Regions from separate parts of the Homo sapiens genome. Here region 2 is linked to region 1. The links are chromatin loops, found by intact Hi-C in ENCODE. Cell type or tissue: dorsolateral prefrontal cortex. All regions are shown on one strand.

Region 1 (8,000 bases):
TCTTGCATGAATCTATCTGACCTTCCGATCTCACTCCCAGCAGCTGACTGGTCTAGTGCCCAATTCCAATTCTAAGGAGAGAGGCTCTGATGGGCTCCTTGGTCAGGTGTCTGCTCTGGTCCAATCGGCTCTCACCTCACCCAGACGCAGCCTCCCACTCTCACTCCCACAGTTGGCTGGGCTGAGGGCAGGTTCTCTTAGAAAGGGTTGGACTCGAATCGGAGGTCAGAGACTGGGCCAGAGGATGCATTACTGAAGAATACTGCAGCCATATTTTGCTTGGCTGGCATAGTGTCTTAAAAGACCTAGAATTGGAATGCTTTGAGGTGGGGCACGCTCTCTCCAGCCGACCCCAGGCCTCACCACTCCCCGTGGTTTACCTCCACCCTTTCCACACATTCAAGTTGCCCGCCTGGCCCTGAAGCATTTGACACTGTGATGCCTGAACTTGATGAGTAATGCCACTGGATTTCTCCAGCACTGACCTTTGTCCTCTGTGGCCAGTCTACCTGCAAGGGATAGCCCCTTCCACCAGCCACTCATCCCTCCCTGTTCACGGTTGGTCAGTCCTGCTGCCCTAGGCCCCAAGGGCACATTGACTGGTGTTAGCAAGGAAGGGACCCTTTGTTTAGAACGGGTCAGATGGGCCGTGGGAAAAAGAGAGGTGTGGGACCGTGAAAGGGGACTATGGTGAGAGGCCTTCAAAGGTGGCCAAGCCCTCAGACCTAGGCAAATTGTGTCTCAGAGAATGAGGGAAGTCATGTGACCTGAAAGCTGCTGAAGGTAGTCTTTGAGGAATTGCAGACCCTCTTAGGGGTCAGAAGACTGGATTGTGAGTAGGCCAGTTTTCAGTACAGGGAAAAAAGCACAGATCACTCTTTTGACCCCAATCTTTGCCAAAGGGATTGTCTAAAATGGTTTGGGAGCAAATAACAAAGCATACATGCTCAAATGAAGCTGATCCCACCCGTTCCCTAAAAACAACTCAGGACAATGTATTCCTATTTCATTCTTCGATCAAGTCCCAAGTTTAGTAGATTAGGATTCTGGGAAGCACAGGAAGTCTAACTTTTAGCTGAGCATTGGCCATTGTCTCCCACGACTGTCTCACTGTTAAAAGGGTAAAATGTCGGTTAGGTTGATGCTTCCCAAGCCACTGATAAAATTTTCCCTAGGATGCAACAAAATAAGAAAAAGGACAATGTTCTGTGCCTCTGTCACCCACTCACACACATGCACGCACACATGGGGTTTGTGTTTGTGAAAATTCATTATTCAAGCCCCCACAATGACAAAGTTGCAGATTCAAGCTCATCATAAAAGCAAATAATAGCAAGTGTTCTTTCCAAAAGGGTTCCTCAGGAAGCGGTGAGCTTACTGGCACCACGGCACCCAGCCCTGGGTGGGGAATAGATCCGATGCCTCTGACTCTTTTTTGTCCCAGTTACTCACTCTCTCTGAGACCGCGTGCCTCACCATGGAGTGGCACTCTGGGAAGCTAGCCCACTCTCAGCCCCTGCTCCTGCCAGGTCAGCCTTGGGCTCAGAAACTTTTCCCACCATGGCCCACTCGAGTGCCTCCTCTCATCTAGTGGCTGTGCCATTATCCTCGGGAATGGGCAGCGGGACAGCTCAGCAGTAGGTCAGGAAGATCCAGCCAGTGGAGTCTTGGCCCCAAGATCTCAGGGACCCCCCCATCTCTTCCCTCTTGTAGACATCCGACCTATGCAAGGCCAGTCTTCTTTTTCTTCCCGCCTCGATTCCCATGGCTTTCAGGTCAGAAGCCTCCAGGACCTTCCCAAGTTCCGGATATTCTATCCTCCCTTCACGGGAGGTGGTGTAGGACCAAGGCAGAATAGGTGTTGCCCCCTCTCTCCTTTTGCCCTCCTCACCATGAAATGTTGTCCCCCCTGCCCTCTCCTGCCTCTGCCCTGGTTTTATTATTTGCTTTTATGATGAGCTTGAATCTGCAACTTTGTCATTGTGAGGGCTTGAATAATGAATTTTCACAAACACAAACCCCAGGAGCCCTGAGAACTCTGCCAACCACAGGCTTCTGGAGTCACCTCTGTGGTCTAACCCTTCAGTCCAAACGACTGCTTCTCTCTAGAGCTGATCCCACAAGCCAGAGCTGTGGGTGGCCTGTTTCCTGCCCCAGGGACCCACGATGGGGTAGAGAAGAGATGGGGCTGGGAATGGCCTGCTTCCTCCAGCCACAGGCAGGGTCTAGCATAGGGGATTTGGAGTAGCTTCTTACCCTTACCCTCATCCCAAAATTCTGGCCTGGGTGACATCAGCTACCATTTATTGAGCACTGACTCTGTGCCAGGTACTGTGCTAAGCACTTGAAACAAATTGTCTTTCGTAATCCTAACAACCCTGAGAGGCAGAGGGCAGTAACCCACTGTACTGATAAGAACGCTGAGACTCAGAGAGGTGAAGATGACCCCAGGCCACCCAGCTAGTCCATGGGGCGCTGGGTGTAGGAGCTGGTCTGCCTGACTTGGCACAGCCTGCTCCTAACTCCCTGCCTCACACTGCTTCCTCACCAGGCAAGTCACCAAGGCAGAGGGTGTGGCTTTGGCAGGCAGGTTTGGGTGCCTGTTTTTCGAGGTCTCTGCCTGTCTGGACTTTGAGCACGTGCAGCATGTCTTCCACGAGGCAGTGCGAGAGGCACGGCGGGAGCTGGAGAAGAGCCCCCTGACCCGGCCCCTCTTCATCTCCGAGGAGAGGGCCCTGCCCCACCAGGCCCCGCTCACCGCGCGGCATGGGCTGGCCAGCTGCACCTTCAACACGCTCTCCACCATCAACCTGAAGGAGATGCCCACTGTGGCCCAGGCCAAGCTGGTCACCGTGAAGTCATCCCGGGCCCAGAGCAAGCGCAAGGCGCCTACCCTGACTCTCCTGAAGGGCTTCAAGATCTTCTGAGGCCCCCTCCCCAGGAAGCCTAGGCTCGGTGGCTGGACAGGACTGCAGCAGGACAGGGACTGGCTTCTCACCACCAGCCTTTCCGTCTGATGGACAGCAGACCCCGCCTCCAGCACCAAGCAGTGTCCCTACACTCAATTCACTGTGTGAGCTGGAGTGGCAGGCAGGGATGCTGCTTCTGTTCCCTCCAGGCCTTGGTCTTCATGGTAACCACCGCGTCTGTGGCCGTAGAGGGAAACAGCCACTGTGACAACCCAGAGACCTGGGGTCAGCCTTAAGTAGGAAGAAATTGCAGTGTCTATCCTGCTGCCATCAGCCCTTCCTGCTCCAGCTACAGTTGGGCCAGCTGTGGCCTTAGTGGATGGTCTGGGTGGATGGCTCTGTCAATGTCAGGCCCGAGAACAGCCTGCGGAATGACAGCCTGGGGTCCTTGTGCCACCTGGTGGACGGGAAAGGCAGGGCGGCTGCAGTTTCAGAGGCCAGAGCCTGGCCCTCCTGTCATCTGCTGACTTCACAGAAGGCCCAGGCTACAAACCCCACAGTTTATCCAAGGAAAATCTAGTTAAAATAATCCAATGGACAGAAGCCCCAGGAAGGGGTATTTCCAACACTTGGCGTCTCAATGAGGATAAAAGGGAGGGACTGTAGGTTGTCCAGCATAAGGAGCCCCAGAGTTCTTTCACCAGCAGACAGATTCTCCATGTGTTTTCCCACTGTTAAGGACTCTGTCCAAAGAACCTCAGCATCAGCTCCCTCAAGCTTAATGATCCAGGCTGCAGAAGAAAGTTGTCACTCCAGTGAGTTACCCAGGGCTCCAGGGAGCCCACAGCAGCATCAGACCCATCCAGGGGCTACAGGGCCTGCCCCCCTGCAGGTAGAAACACAGTATACCCGTTTGTCATCTGGTTTGGCAGGACCCAGGACCCTCAGCAATGAGTCTGAGTGTTCAAAGCCCACTTTAGAACCTAAAGCATTTTGGGTTAATAAAGCAAAATTTTGCTTATGTTATTTGGTGGTGTCACCGCAGCTTATACCAAGACACCATGGCTCAGACATGGGATCAGGACACACCTTTGAGATCCCACTGTTAGCAAGAAAAGGCTGTCCAAGGCAGGCAGTGTGGTAGTTGTCTGATTTTGTTTACCACACGCCAGGTCCCAGGGAAGTCTTGCACAGACTCTTAGCAGACAAGCAGGGAAAAGAGAGGGTCCTGGTGGGTGGAAGGATTGGGAAGGGGATTCTGGGCCTGGAAGCCTGCTCCTTCCCCTCTCAGCCGTCTCAGGACTACTGTTGGATTGCAAACAGCATCTCTGACCCAGTCTTCGGACTCATTCTGTAAATGGAGGAGCTGAGGTCAGAGGGGGGCTGTGAACTACTCAAGACCACATGCTTGCAGTCCTACAGGCTTCCCGACCCACAGGCCAGCTACGGATTTTGCACTTTTGCTCCAGGCCACTTGTGTGTGTATGTGTGTGTGTACCACTGCCATCTGAACAAACTATGCAATACCACCTGCTCCCTTCCAGGAGCATTTTAATAAAAGATTTTTTTTAATAACAGAATTTTAGTTTGCTTGCAGTTCATTCATTGTATCTGCTAAGAAAAAAAAAAAGAAAGAAAGAAAAAGAAAAAAGCGGCTTCTTGGGAGAGACTCTAAAACCTGAGAGGTTTCAGGCCACTGAGCTGAGCCCACATCATGTGTCTGGCTTAGGATGGGGCTTCTCTGAACCCTCACTAGCTCTCAGTTTCTGGTACATCCGGAAGGAAAACTGACAGCACATCTCTCTCTTTTAACTCAAGTTCCACCTGGGCCAAGTTTGGCTTTTCTGAGAGCAAAGTTTCTCTTAGGTTGTTTAGGCTGTTGTGATCCTTGGCCTCATCCAAATGCAGGACTTCTGGAGTTTCTTTTTCTGGTGGCTGCATCTTTTCTTTTCTGGGGGGACAGGGAACAGTGTTAATGAGGGGGGCTGAGTGGTTGGGGCAGGACTGGGTCGCCCAAATGGCTTAAAGAGTCTAAGGGGAAAATTCTCTATGCAGTTTGGGAGCTACTAGAGGAGAAGCGGCAATGGTTGGATATTCCTTCAACAGAGAAATGGCTTACCCTTGAGTGTGTGTCATCTCAAGGAATCCTTACTGTCACCTGTGAGCTCAAGTATCATTGCCACCCCCGCACCTTCCAAGTGAGGAAATGTGCTTCAAGGAGACCAGGTGCAGTGGCTCACACCTGTAATCCCAGCACTTTGGGAGGCTGAGGCGGGTGGATCACTTGAGGCCAGGTGTTTGAGACCAGTCTGGCCAACATGGCAAAACCCCATCTCTACTAAAAATACAAAAATTAGCTGGGTGTGGTTGTGCCTGTAATTGCAGCTATTTGGGAGGCTGAAGCAGGAGAATCACTTGAACCTGGGAGGCAGAGGTTGCAGTGAGCCGAGATTGTGCCACTGCACTCCATCCTGGGCAATAGAGAGACTGTCTCAAAAAAAAAAAAAAAAAAAAAAAGCCAAGGATGCACATAGCTAGTGTGTGCACTTAAGCCTCCTGACTCTTGAATCCTGTGTTCTTTTCACCTAACCACACTGTCTCTGACCTTGGACTGTCATCCTACTTAGCGTAGGTCCTTGTCACCACACACCTCATCCCTCACACTACTGCAGGAAATTTCTAACTAATCTCTCTGCCTCTAGGTGTTTCCTTCTCCAAACCAGCCTAGGCACAACACCAGTCATGTTTCTAAAACCCCATCGTGTACACATCACTCCCCTCCCCCAACCACCTTCATTGGCTCCCACTGCCCACTTCCTTAATAACTCCCATGTGTCTGTCCTCTCTCCAGATTGGTTTTATTCAAGGTACCCCTAGACTTCCTGGCCATAGTGGAGGGACCCAGCGGTGGTAAGCTGTCTGCCTAGAGATTCTGACTGGGTCGTAGGGGGAACAGGTCTGCTGTACCCATGGACAGCCACTCATCTCTGAGTTGACTTTGCTGAGGTGCATGTGTGCTGATAGGGTGAGAGGGGCAAGCTCGCCTTCTGAATGGCTACACTCCTCCAGGTCATGCCTGCTTCCTGTCCAGGGCCAGGGGGTGGTAATCAGGGACTGTTGCTGTTTTTTGTTTGTTTGTTTGTTTGTTTTTAACAGCTTGGGGTTCTCGAAGGACACTGAAGGCTGAATTTTGCTGTCCCAAAGGGTGGACAGCAATGACCCCTAAGTGACCCCTCTCTAGATTTCCCTCTGGGAAGGCAGGGCCTCTACCCCACAGAGACCACCCCATCCCCCCAGGACCAGCTCCTCACCTGCTTGCCTGGATGCTTCTTCCCAGGAGGACCATGCTTATAATGACCACCACAGCTGCCAGGGCAAGGATGGAATGATTCCAGGGAGATGCTGGGGAAGGACACACAGGACAGAGCCCTGAGGAATGGCCAGGCACCTCTCAAGCCCGCTAACAGCTGGGGCCTGGGCTCAGACCCAGCTTACAGCATCAACTGTCCTTTGCGTGGAGACCCTAATCAAAGATGGGCCCCTTGCCCTGGGGCACTCCCAGTCTAACAGGTGGGAGGGTGGAAGACAGTCTCTACTCTGGAGAAGCCCTAATCTAATGGAGGAGACAGTACTGCAGTTAAATAATAGTGGGGCAACAGGGGTGAAGGGCAGAGGCCTACGGAGGGCAGGAGACAGGTGGGCCAAGATAAACTTCACAATCTTCAGTTTTGCCAGCCTGGGCTGGACCTGCGGAGCACAAGGAAAAGAAAGAAGGCTGGGCTCAGTGGCTCACGCCTATAATCCCAGCACTTTGGGAAGCCGAGTCAGGTGGATCACCTGAGGTCGGGAGTTCAAGACCAGCCTGGCCAACATGGTGAAATGCTGTCTCTACTAAAAATACAAAAATTAGCTGGGTGTGGTGGCATACACTGTAATCCCAGCTACTCAGGAGACTGAGGCATGAGAATCACTTGAATCCAGGAGGCAGAGCTTGCAGTGAGCCAAGATTGCACCACTGCACTCCAGCCTGGGCAACAGAGTGACCCTGCCTCAAAAAAAAGGCAAAAAAAAAAAAAAAAAGAAGAAGAAGAAGAAAGAAAAAAAAAGGAAAGAAAGAAGGCAGGGAGAAGGGTGGAAGGAATGGCAACTGCCCACAGATAATACATGAAGTGACTAAACTGAATGTGGCTACTCAAGATTTGTCCATGCTGTACCCAAATGAAGCAGGGTCCAGCCTCAGAGCTCTTGCATTTGCTGTCCTCCCTCCAGGAATGTTCCTCCCCCAAATAATTTGCATACCTAATTATTTCCTTAGTTTCCTGCAAGTCACCTTCCTGATGATAAAAATGTCACCTTTTTAGTGAGGCCTTCCTTGACCACATTACTGCCCTTGCTGCATACTTCCTATTCTCTTTCTCTGTTTAATTTTTCTTTTTATTACTCATCACCAACGCACTATGCGTTTTAGTTGTTTATTTTTAATCCCCACTAGAATGTACATTCCATGAAGGCAGAGATTTTTGTGTTTTATTCACTATTGTCGCCCCAGTGCTGAGAACAGTGTCTGGTACAGAGTAGGAGCTTAATAAATGTGATGATTGGAGGGCTGCATAAATAAGCGACCACACCCTGAGAAAAGGAAGGGGCGGTCCAGCCAGACCCCTCTGGGTACTGAGACACCCCGACTGATTCCCTGTCTTGGAGGAAATGTACCGCCTGACCTGGAGGGGACGACAGTGTCAGGACCTTCAGCCAAACTCTGCTCTGTGTTGAGGGGCACACCCCCACCCCTGCCGTCAATCTCTCACCACTTACCATCTTCCACACGAAAAAACCAAAGCATCTCTTCCAGCAGCTCCTGGGGTACCACAGTACCGGCTGGGTCTCCGGGAGCCCCCTCACTGTGCTCCATGCCCCTGCTCCTGGTAGCGTGTGCAACGAGGTCCTTAGACCCCTTAGCCCCAGCAGCCCTCCTGGCCTCCTCGGTTCTGGCCCCTGGGCAGAGAAGCCGTGAAGACCCCTGGAAACAAAGCAGACAGCATGACTGGATATCCCACCCGAGTTTGATCTCCCTCTGTGCCCAAATCCAGA
Region 2 (8,000 bases), 48 kb before region 1:
AATTTTTTATATTTCTTTGTAGAGATGAGATTTCACACCATGTTGCCCGGGCTGGTCTTGAACTCCTGGGCTCTAGTGATCCTCCCACCTTGGCCACCCTAAGTGCTGCAATTACAAGCATGAGCCACTGTGCTCGACCTGCTTTTGTTTTTTGAGACAGGGCCTCACTCTGTCGCCCAGGCTGGAGTGCAGCGGCATGAACATGGCTCACTGCAGCCTCAACCTCCTGGGCTCAAGGAGCCCTCCCACCTCAGCATCCCAAGTAGCTCAGACTGCAGAAAAGTGCCACCATGACTAATTTTCTTTTTTTTTTTTTTTTTTCATTTGAGACAGAGTCTCGCTCTGTCACCAGGCTGGAGTGCAGTGGCGCAATCTCGGCTCACTGCAACCTCCGACTCCTCGGTTCAAGTGATTCTCGTGCCATGGTCTCCCGAGTAGCTGGGATTACAGGCATGCACCACCAAAGCCAGCTAATTTTTTGTATTTTTAGTAGAGATGGGGTTTCACTATGTTGGCCAGGATGGTCTTGATCTCATGACCTCGTGATCCACCCGCCTCAGCCTCCCAAAATGCTGGGATTACAGGCGTGAGCCACCGCACCTGGCCATTTTCAAAATTTTTTGTAGAGACAGTCTCACTATGTTGCCCAGGTGGACTTGAATTCCTGGGCTCAAGCAATCCTCCGGCCTCGGCCTCCCAGTGCTGGCATTACAGATGAGCCACTGTGCCCAGCCTAACACTATTTATTGACCAGAACTTTATCGTTCTCCTATTGCTTGAGATGCCACCCGTATTAGTTACTAAATCCCTATAATATATTAAGGCCTATTTCTGGATTTTCTATTATGTACCTTTAATCTGTCTGTGCCAGTACCATAGTTTTAATTATTGAACTTCTATATTTTAATAGATGGTAGGGCCAGTTCTCCTTATTTATGTTTTTGTCTCCAGAGTTTCTGGCTTTTCTTTTTCTTTTTCTTTTCTTTTCTTTTCTTCTCTTCTCTTCTCTTTCTCTCTCTCTCTCTGTCTCGCTCTCTCTCTCTTTTCTTTTCTTTTTTCCCTTCCCCTTCCCTTCCTTTCGACAGAGTCTCGCTTTGTCGCCCAGGCTGGAGTGTGCAGTGGTGCAATCTTGGCACATTGCAACCTCCACCTCCCAGGTTCAAGCGATTCTCCTGCCTCAGCCTCCCAAGTAGCTGGGATTACAGTCATGTGCCACCATGCCCAGTTAATTTTTATAGTTTTAGTAGAGGTGGGGTTTCGCCATGTTGGCCAGGCTGGTCTTGAACTGACCTCAGGTGATCCACCTGCCTCAGCCTCCCAAAGTGCTGGGATCGCAGGCATGAGCCACCGAGCCCAGCCCTTATTTGTTTTTATATGAAGTTTAGAATCATCTTGCATAGTTCCAAAATCAAGTGTTGGCATTTTATTGGGTCTTGGTATTTTTTTAATCCCTCTGAGTGCTGCTGGCTATTTCTTAGCTTCTTTCTCTCCAAGTATGCCTCATTAGTTCTGAAGTCTTTTTGCCTTCTCTGTCCTTCACAACCCATCTATTTTGCTCCAATCTCTTTCTCTAACCATTTATTCTGCACATACTTACAAATGTCCACTCTGGGCCAGGCCTGCCCTGGGCCCTGAAGATACAGAGAGGAACTCAGGGAGTCACACTGGAGCAGCTAACTTATGCTCCTCTCCCCAAGGTAGGGTCATGGGTGAGAGGGAGCTGTGCCTGTGATCTAAGTGTCTGAGTGTCTGTGCCTGTCTTTCTGCCTCACTCCCCAACCCCTAGCCTCTTTCTTCCTTAACTGGCCATGGTAGAACAAATTGCCTTTAAAACTTTTACATATTTTTGATGGAGTCTTATGTTTGCTGTTCTTAATTTTAAAGGTAGGGAACAGGAATATGTCATTTTTGCCTCATTTTATAAACTCTAGAGTTAGATTATTTATGTGGACTCCAGATTGCTTTTTTAGGTGGTCTGATACGAAGTGGAGAAAGCACTACAATCAGGTCCACCGACAGGAAAACCAGCTCAGCCACTCACTGCCAATCTAACTTCTAGCAAACTCAATGTTCTGAGCTCCATTTTCATAATATGGAAATAGGAATGACACTAGACCATACTAAGTAGAGTTCCACAAAGATTAGTGGTTATGACATTTCCAGGACCCCAAAGTAACCTTGGTGGCAGCAAAGGGGCTGGGGACAGGAATCACTCCATAGGGAGGTTTGTCTGCCTGGGCGGGCCTCCAAGGCAGACTACTCATTGGCAAACTGCTGGGCTCAGGTGAAAGCTTCTTTGCTAAGAATAAGCTTTATTGGAGAAAATTTTTAAGTAGTTTTTGCTCAACTACATACTGAATGGCAAAGGGATTTAGATGTTGGGTTTCATTACATTTCATTCGACTGACGAATTCATCACTTTGTCATTTATGCCAGTTTGCCATTAAACTGTTATTGGTATCCATCGACCACAGTGTTAGCTAAAACCCAGGGTAGAGTGGGCTGTGATGGAAGCCCGGGGCTCAGAATCTGACGCTGTCCAGGCTTAGAGAGTCTCTGGCTGAACAGGGTCCCCCAGGCCAGGGGTTAGTGTTGTGCCCCCGGGGTCCTGGTTTGCCCTGGGCTTTACGTCGCCTTCTTTCCGCAGCACGACTTCAGCCTGGAGAGGACGGCACTCTTCTGGGTGGAGGCCGCCGGCCAGGGACCCAGCCCGTACCAGTGCGGTGACCCGGGGACAGCGTCAGCCCCTCCAGCCTGGCTCTTGCTAGTCAGCCCCGAACATGGGCTGGCGCCTGCGCCCACCACAATCAGAGACCCGGAGGCCGGACACCAGGAGAGGCCGGAGGAGGAGGGTGAGGACGAGGCAGAAGCCTCCTCTGGCAGCGAGGAAGAGCCGGCCCCCAGCAGCCTCCAACCGGGCTCCCCGGCGAGCCCCGGCCCCGGCCGTCGCCTGTGCTCGCTGGACGTGCTACGCGGCGTGCGGTTGGAGCTGGCAGGGGCGCGGCGGCGGCTCTCCGAGGGGAAGCTGGTCTCCCGGCCCCGCGCCCTCCTGCATGGCCTCCGCGGCCACCGCGCGCTGAGCCTGTGCCCGAGCCCTGCGCAGTCCCCCAGGTCTGCATCACCCCCGGGGCCCGCGCCCCAGCACCCCGCCGCCCCCGCGTCGCCCCCGCGGCCCTCCACGGCAGGCGCCATCCCCCCGCTGCGGAGCCACAAGCCTACGGTCGCGGTAAGGATTCTGCCCGCCCCTCCAAGGCCGCCAATCAGCAGCCCAGGCCCCATAATCTGGGTGTCCAGCCCAGCCCGCAGCCTCGGTCCCCTACTCCACGCGCTCCTGCATCCTCCCTTGACCTGCTCCCACCTGGGCCTGTACCGTGTTGTCCTCCTGCGGCCCTTTGACTAGAGTAGAGTAGTCCCTGCTCAGAAGCCCCCATTCCCCGCGTTTCCCACTGTGCCTGCCTTGCTTTTTTTTAGGGAGCAGGTCACAGTGGTTTTAATTATCCAGGACCTGTCTCTTCTAAACGAGGTTGAGCTCTTTTAGGGCAGGGACTGGATCGCACTGATTTTTGTTTCCAGAGCACCCAGCTGCCGACTTGACCCATAGGGGGCGCTCAGTGGATGTCTGTTGAATTGATGAACGCAACGCAAATCTAGGGCTTCCCACTGGCTGAGGTTTGCTATAAGCTAGGGGAGCTGGAGGCTCAATCAAGGAATATTCAATGCACAGTTACTTCCTGCCAGACACTGGGTTTGGGAGTGTCAAAACCACAGGACATGAAGAGTTGGCCAAGAGGGTTGTGGGACCAGGCCCTGAACTGTACAGCGGGATCAGGTGTTGAGGGAGCGTCAGGGCTGCAATAGGCTGAGAAGGCTTCAGGACGGAGGAAGTGAACCCTGAAGAGCAGGGAGAAGTGACCCTACAGTGAAACCACAGAAGCTTAAGCCTCAGGCTCCTCCCTTTGTCTCTTCCAAGGCCTTGTGCCCAATTTTGTATTCATAATTGTGTGTTCTTTTTCTGTGAGGTGCCTTCCAAATTATGTAAGTATCAGACTCCACAAAACATGGGGTGGGTCAGGATTGGCAGCAGAAGGTGGCAGCGGGGCACAGCTTTCTGCCCCCCAGCAGCCCCACAGTCAGGCCAGGAGATGCTGCAGAATAAGGCCAAGGTAGAATTCAATCTGCAAGACAGAGACCTGAGGTCTGGTTTCTTACATGCACCGGCTTGTGACCTTAGGCAAGTCACTGAACCACCCCTTCTCTACCTGCACTGTGAGCCAACAACCCTTCACACGGTTGTTTAGAGCATACATAGTAGAGAAGAGGCTCTGTAAGCGTGATGTGCCATGCCCACATCCAAGACCAGATGTTGATGCCAGGATGGCTCTTCCCTGGCCAAGATGAATTTAACTCTCATAACAACCCTGTGGGGGTGGGACAGTATTCTGTAGATGATGGAAATGAGGCACAGAGTGGCAAAGAATCTTTTTCAAGGACACAAGAGTAGACTCAGCTCCTAAACTTTGATGTTCTCCACCCTGGAGGTAATAAAGGGTAGACCCTAGGGTGAGGTCGTGGCAGGGAGAGCCCTGAGAAGATGCGTATGGGTGGGGATTCATGTGTGTTACATATACACTCCACCCCAAGAGCCAGGCGGCAGCTGTGTTTTCCTTGGGAGGAGGGGACAGGATGAAACGTTCAGGGCTGGCAGAGAGGTACTTCCTCATGGGAGAAGGTTCGGGGCGATGCCGGCCAAACCAATGGAAATGCCTTCAAGTCACCCTCCTTAATCCAGGGTGTGTTTCAACTGGTGTGCCCAGTTCCTCCCCTGCTCCATGCCCTGCCAAACCCCAGCCCAACCAAATTCAAGAAGGAGGGCCTGGTTGGGAAGACCTACCCCTGCTCATCTGTCACCAAGGTGTGGGGCATAAAACCTAAGTAGGGTTGAGGTACCAAGCGTGTGTTGCTTAATCAGGTCATTAACGTTTCTGAACCTTGATTTCAATGTCTGTAAAATGGGATAGTAGAATGGACCTCATATTTCTTTCACTAGTCACTTTCCTGACATTGTTTTTTGTTTTGTTTTTTTTTTTGAGACAGAGTTTGGCTGTTATTGCCCAGGCTGGAGTGCAATGGTGCGATCTCTGCTCACTGCAACCTCTGCCTCCCGGGTTCAAGCGATTCTCCTGCCTCAGCCTCCCAAATAGCTGGGATTACAGGCATGTGCCACCACGTCCGGCTAATTTTGTATTTTTTAATAGAGGCAGGGTTTCACCACGTTGGTTGGGCTGGTCTCGAACTCCTTACCTCAGGTGATCCACCTGCCTTGGCCTCCCAAAGTGTTGGGATTACAGCCATGAGCCACCGCGCCCAGTCCCTCACATTGTCTTATTTAAGTCTCCTGATAGTCCCGTGAAGTAGCTTAGGGATTGCCCTCATTTTTCATATGAGTATACTGAGTAAGCATTAGAGAGCTGGGGTCTGCAGGACTCTAAGCCCTCCATAATATTAGCCCCTACACTCTGTACAGAAGGTGGTACATAAAGGCATTTTTAAAAATGTCCAGCCCAACTGAGTGTCACTTCCTGTAGTAACTGACATGTCCAGTCTGTCTGTATTTCAGTCCCTCAGCCCGTACACCTGTCTGCCACCTCTTGGGGGGGCACCCCAACCTCTCAACCCCCACAAGTCACACCCTGATACTGCGGCTGACCTGCTGTCCGCCCTGAGCCAGGAGGAGCAAGACCTCATTGGGCCAGTGGTCGCCCTGGGATATCCCCTGCGAAGGGCCATCATAGCTCTGCAGAAGACAGGGAGGCAGAGCCTGAGCCAGGTGAGTTGGGGGACCCAGAGCTGATGAGCTGTGATGCTGGAGCCAGGTGAGTGGCCACATGATTTTCACCTTTTGAGCTGTGACATAGGCCCAACAACAGCATCAGCCAACCCCACAGCTCTGGAGCATCTATGGCCCCTCAGGGTTGTCCTAAGTGGGGCTGAGATGGTCAGGCCTTTATACCCCTGCCTCAATCAGTCATTGCATGTGGGAAGGGGGTGACCTGAGGTAAGTGGATCTCTGCAGTTAAGGTAATCCCTGAAGGGGCAGACAACTGAAGAGTGTCTCCCAGCTCTCCCAGCATCTGGGGCAGTAAGTCCTGCAGTGAAAGGGTGTGTGGATGGAACATCACAGAGTCTACCACACGCAGGTTCTACTCACCCACATTCTATTCTTCTAATAGAGTTCACTCTATTGGAAGTATGGCGGAGACTCATGATGACACTCCAAGGACAGCACTCTGAGCCACGCTACTATTTGGAAGCAGGTCTTGACCCCTGATACAAGCCAAGAATGTAAGAGCACCTGCAGAGGAGTGAGGGCCCCCAAAGTGCCCAAAAAGAGGTGCTAGTGGCAAGATACCTGGGAGAAGAAGTGGTATGAGTGTTATAGGGGTGTTTCTGTCATCTCTTTCTGTGTAACAAACTACCCCGAAACTTAGTGGCATGAGACAACCATTTATTTGCTTATGATTCTCTGGATTGGCAGTTTTAAGGTGGACTCAGCTAGGGGGTTCTTCTGCTCATCTCACCTGCAGTCTCATGTGGCTACAGTTTGGTGACTTACTTGGGGCTGAATGATCTAAGATGGCCTCATTCACTGTACAGTGGGTGGTGATACTTGTCAGCTGGGCCACATATCTCCAGCAAGCCACCCTACTTGGTTCCAAGAGTAAGGCCTCTTGAGGCCTCTTGAGGCCTTGGCTGAAATTGTACATAGTCACTTCCACCTCATTCTATTGGTCAAAGCATGTTGTTGACCCCTCCAGGCTTACACAGGGGAAAAACAGATTCCACCTCTTGGTGGGAGAGGGTGCAAAAAATTTTATGATCATTCTCAGTCTACCACAAGAAGGTTCCAGTGATCAAGAAAGGCTTCATGGAGATACCAAGCATTGAGCAGGACTTCAAGGATGGATAAGATCTGATGCTGAAGGAAGGAGAAGGGGTGATATTCCAGGAGGGAAGGACAGTGTGAATAAAGGAGTGGAGGTGGGAAGGAAGTGTTTGGGAGGCCCTGATCTGACCAGTCTTGTTGAGGAGAGGGTGCATGAGGCAGGCTGGTAGGAGATGAGAAAAAGAGAATTGGGGGTAGATTTAGGGGTCTTGAAGGCTGGCCTGAGAATTTGATAAATGACCCAATAGGCAAAAGGAGGCACGGAAGGATTGTAAGTAGGGTCAGGAGGTAACATTGAATGCCATTGCCTACACCCCCATGTCCCCACCTGAAAGTAACATCCTTCGTTGCGTGGTTTTCTAAACATCGGGACTCTTCATGGTTTGATGGCTGGCCCCAGGGTAGTTGGCACTTTTCATTTTTCTCCCGTTCCTGCCCCACCACCATCAGAAGGCTTGGACACCTCCATCATCACTGATGAGTACTGAATGTTGGGTCCCTGCGGTCCAGAGCTGCCTGCTTCTGCCAGAGGGAATGGCAGAAGGGAAGTGACTTTCAAACAGGAGCCGGGGTGGGGCTGGGCAAATGCACCTGGTCCCCTTGCCCACCCACTCCTGCTTCTACTCTACTCTGGGTTCATCAGTTCATGCCCTGTCCTGGAGGAGAATTTCCAACATAGTGACCCCCATGTGGCTAAAATGGCAGGGAGGGGTGCTAACATTTATTGAACATTTTCTTGCATGAATCTCTCTCTCTGAGGGTATTCAGTTAGGTCTCAATTCTGCAAGGTTGCTATTACATTATGACCACTTTGCAGATGAGGAAACTGAGGCCAGGGAAGTTCATACAGCCAGTCAATGGCAGCACTGGGGTTGAGGCCAGCTGGTCTGACTCTGCATCTTGGTCGCACGATGTCTTTTATCTCATTTTCTGTGTGAGAACCTCCCAGGACAGCACCACAGGCTGATCTGAGATTTAAGAGCAGATCTAAAGTCACGCCTACCTTCGGATGATACTGAAAAGCCAGAGTCCTGGCCAAAAAGCTGGTCAGGAGGGC

The links. Hi-C counts contacts between places; a loop is a spot of excess contacts. Peaks named below come from ENCODE experiments on the same cell type or tissue, not always from the same donor. Only the 100,000 strongest peaks of a DNase experiment are listed, where the experiment ranks them.
Region 2: a loop joins it to region 1, with 3 times the contacts of the local background. A loop is called at or near these places in 63 of 110 quality-filtered maps.

What each region holds. Positions count from the first base shown.
Region 1 is chr15:65,049,826-65,057,825 of GRCh38, reverse strand. It overlaps SLC51B (SLC51 subunit beta), which reads right to left. Exons shown (of 4, transcript NM_178859.4): 2 at 7,725-7,929; 3 at 6,221-6,311; 4 at 4,429-4,860. The coding sequence starts at 7,821. The coding sequence ends at 4,662. It overlaps RASL12 (RAS like family 12), which reads left to right. Exons shown (of 5, transcript NM_016563.4): 5 at 2,552-4,489. The coding sequence ends at 2,927. Among named protein-coding and RNA genes, the nearest start is that of SLC51B, 8.4 kb to the right of the region's middle. RefSeq lists enhancers at 2,393-2,893, 2,894-3,394. In dorsolateral prefrontal cortex, CTCF peaks have their summits at 3,155 and 3,363 (motif pointing left); a DNase peak (open chromatin) is centred at 3,345; H3K4me3 peaks cover 256 bases; H3K27ac peaks cover 2,508 bases.
Region 2 is chr15:65,097,332-65,105,331 of GRCh38, reverse strand. UBAP1L (ubiquitin associated protein 1 like) reads left to right here. Exons shown (of 6, transcript NM_001163692.2): 3 at 2,648-3,226; 4 at 5,618-5,827. Among named protein-coding and RNA genes, the nearest start is that of UBAP1L, 14 kb to the left of the region's middle. In dorsolateral prefrontal cortex, a CTCF peak has its summit at 3,595 (motif pointing right); a DNase peak (open chromatin) is centred at 3,601.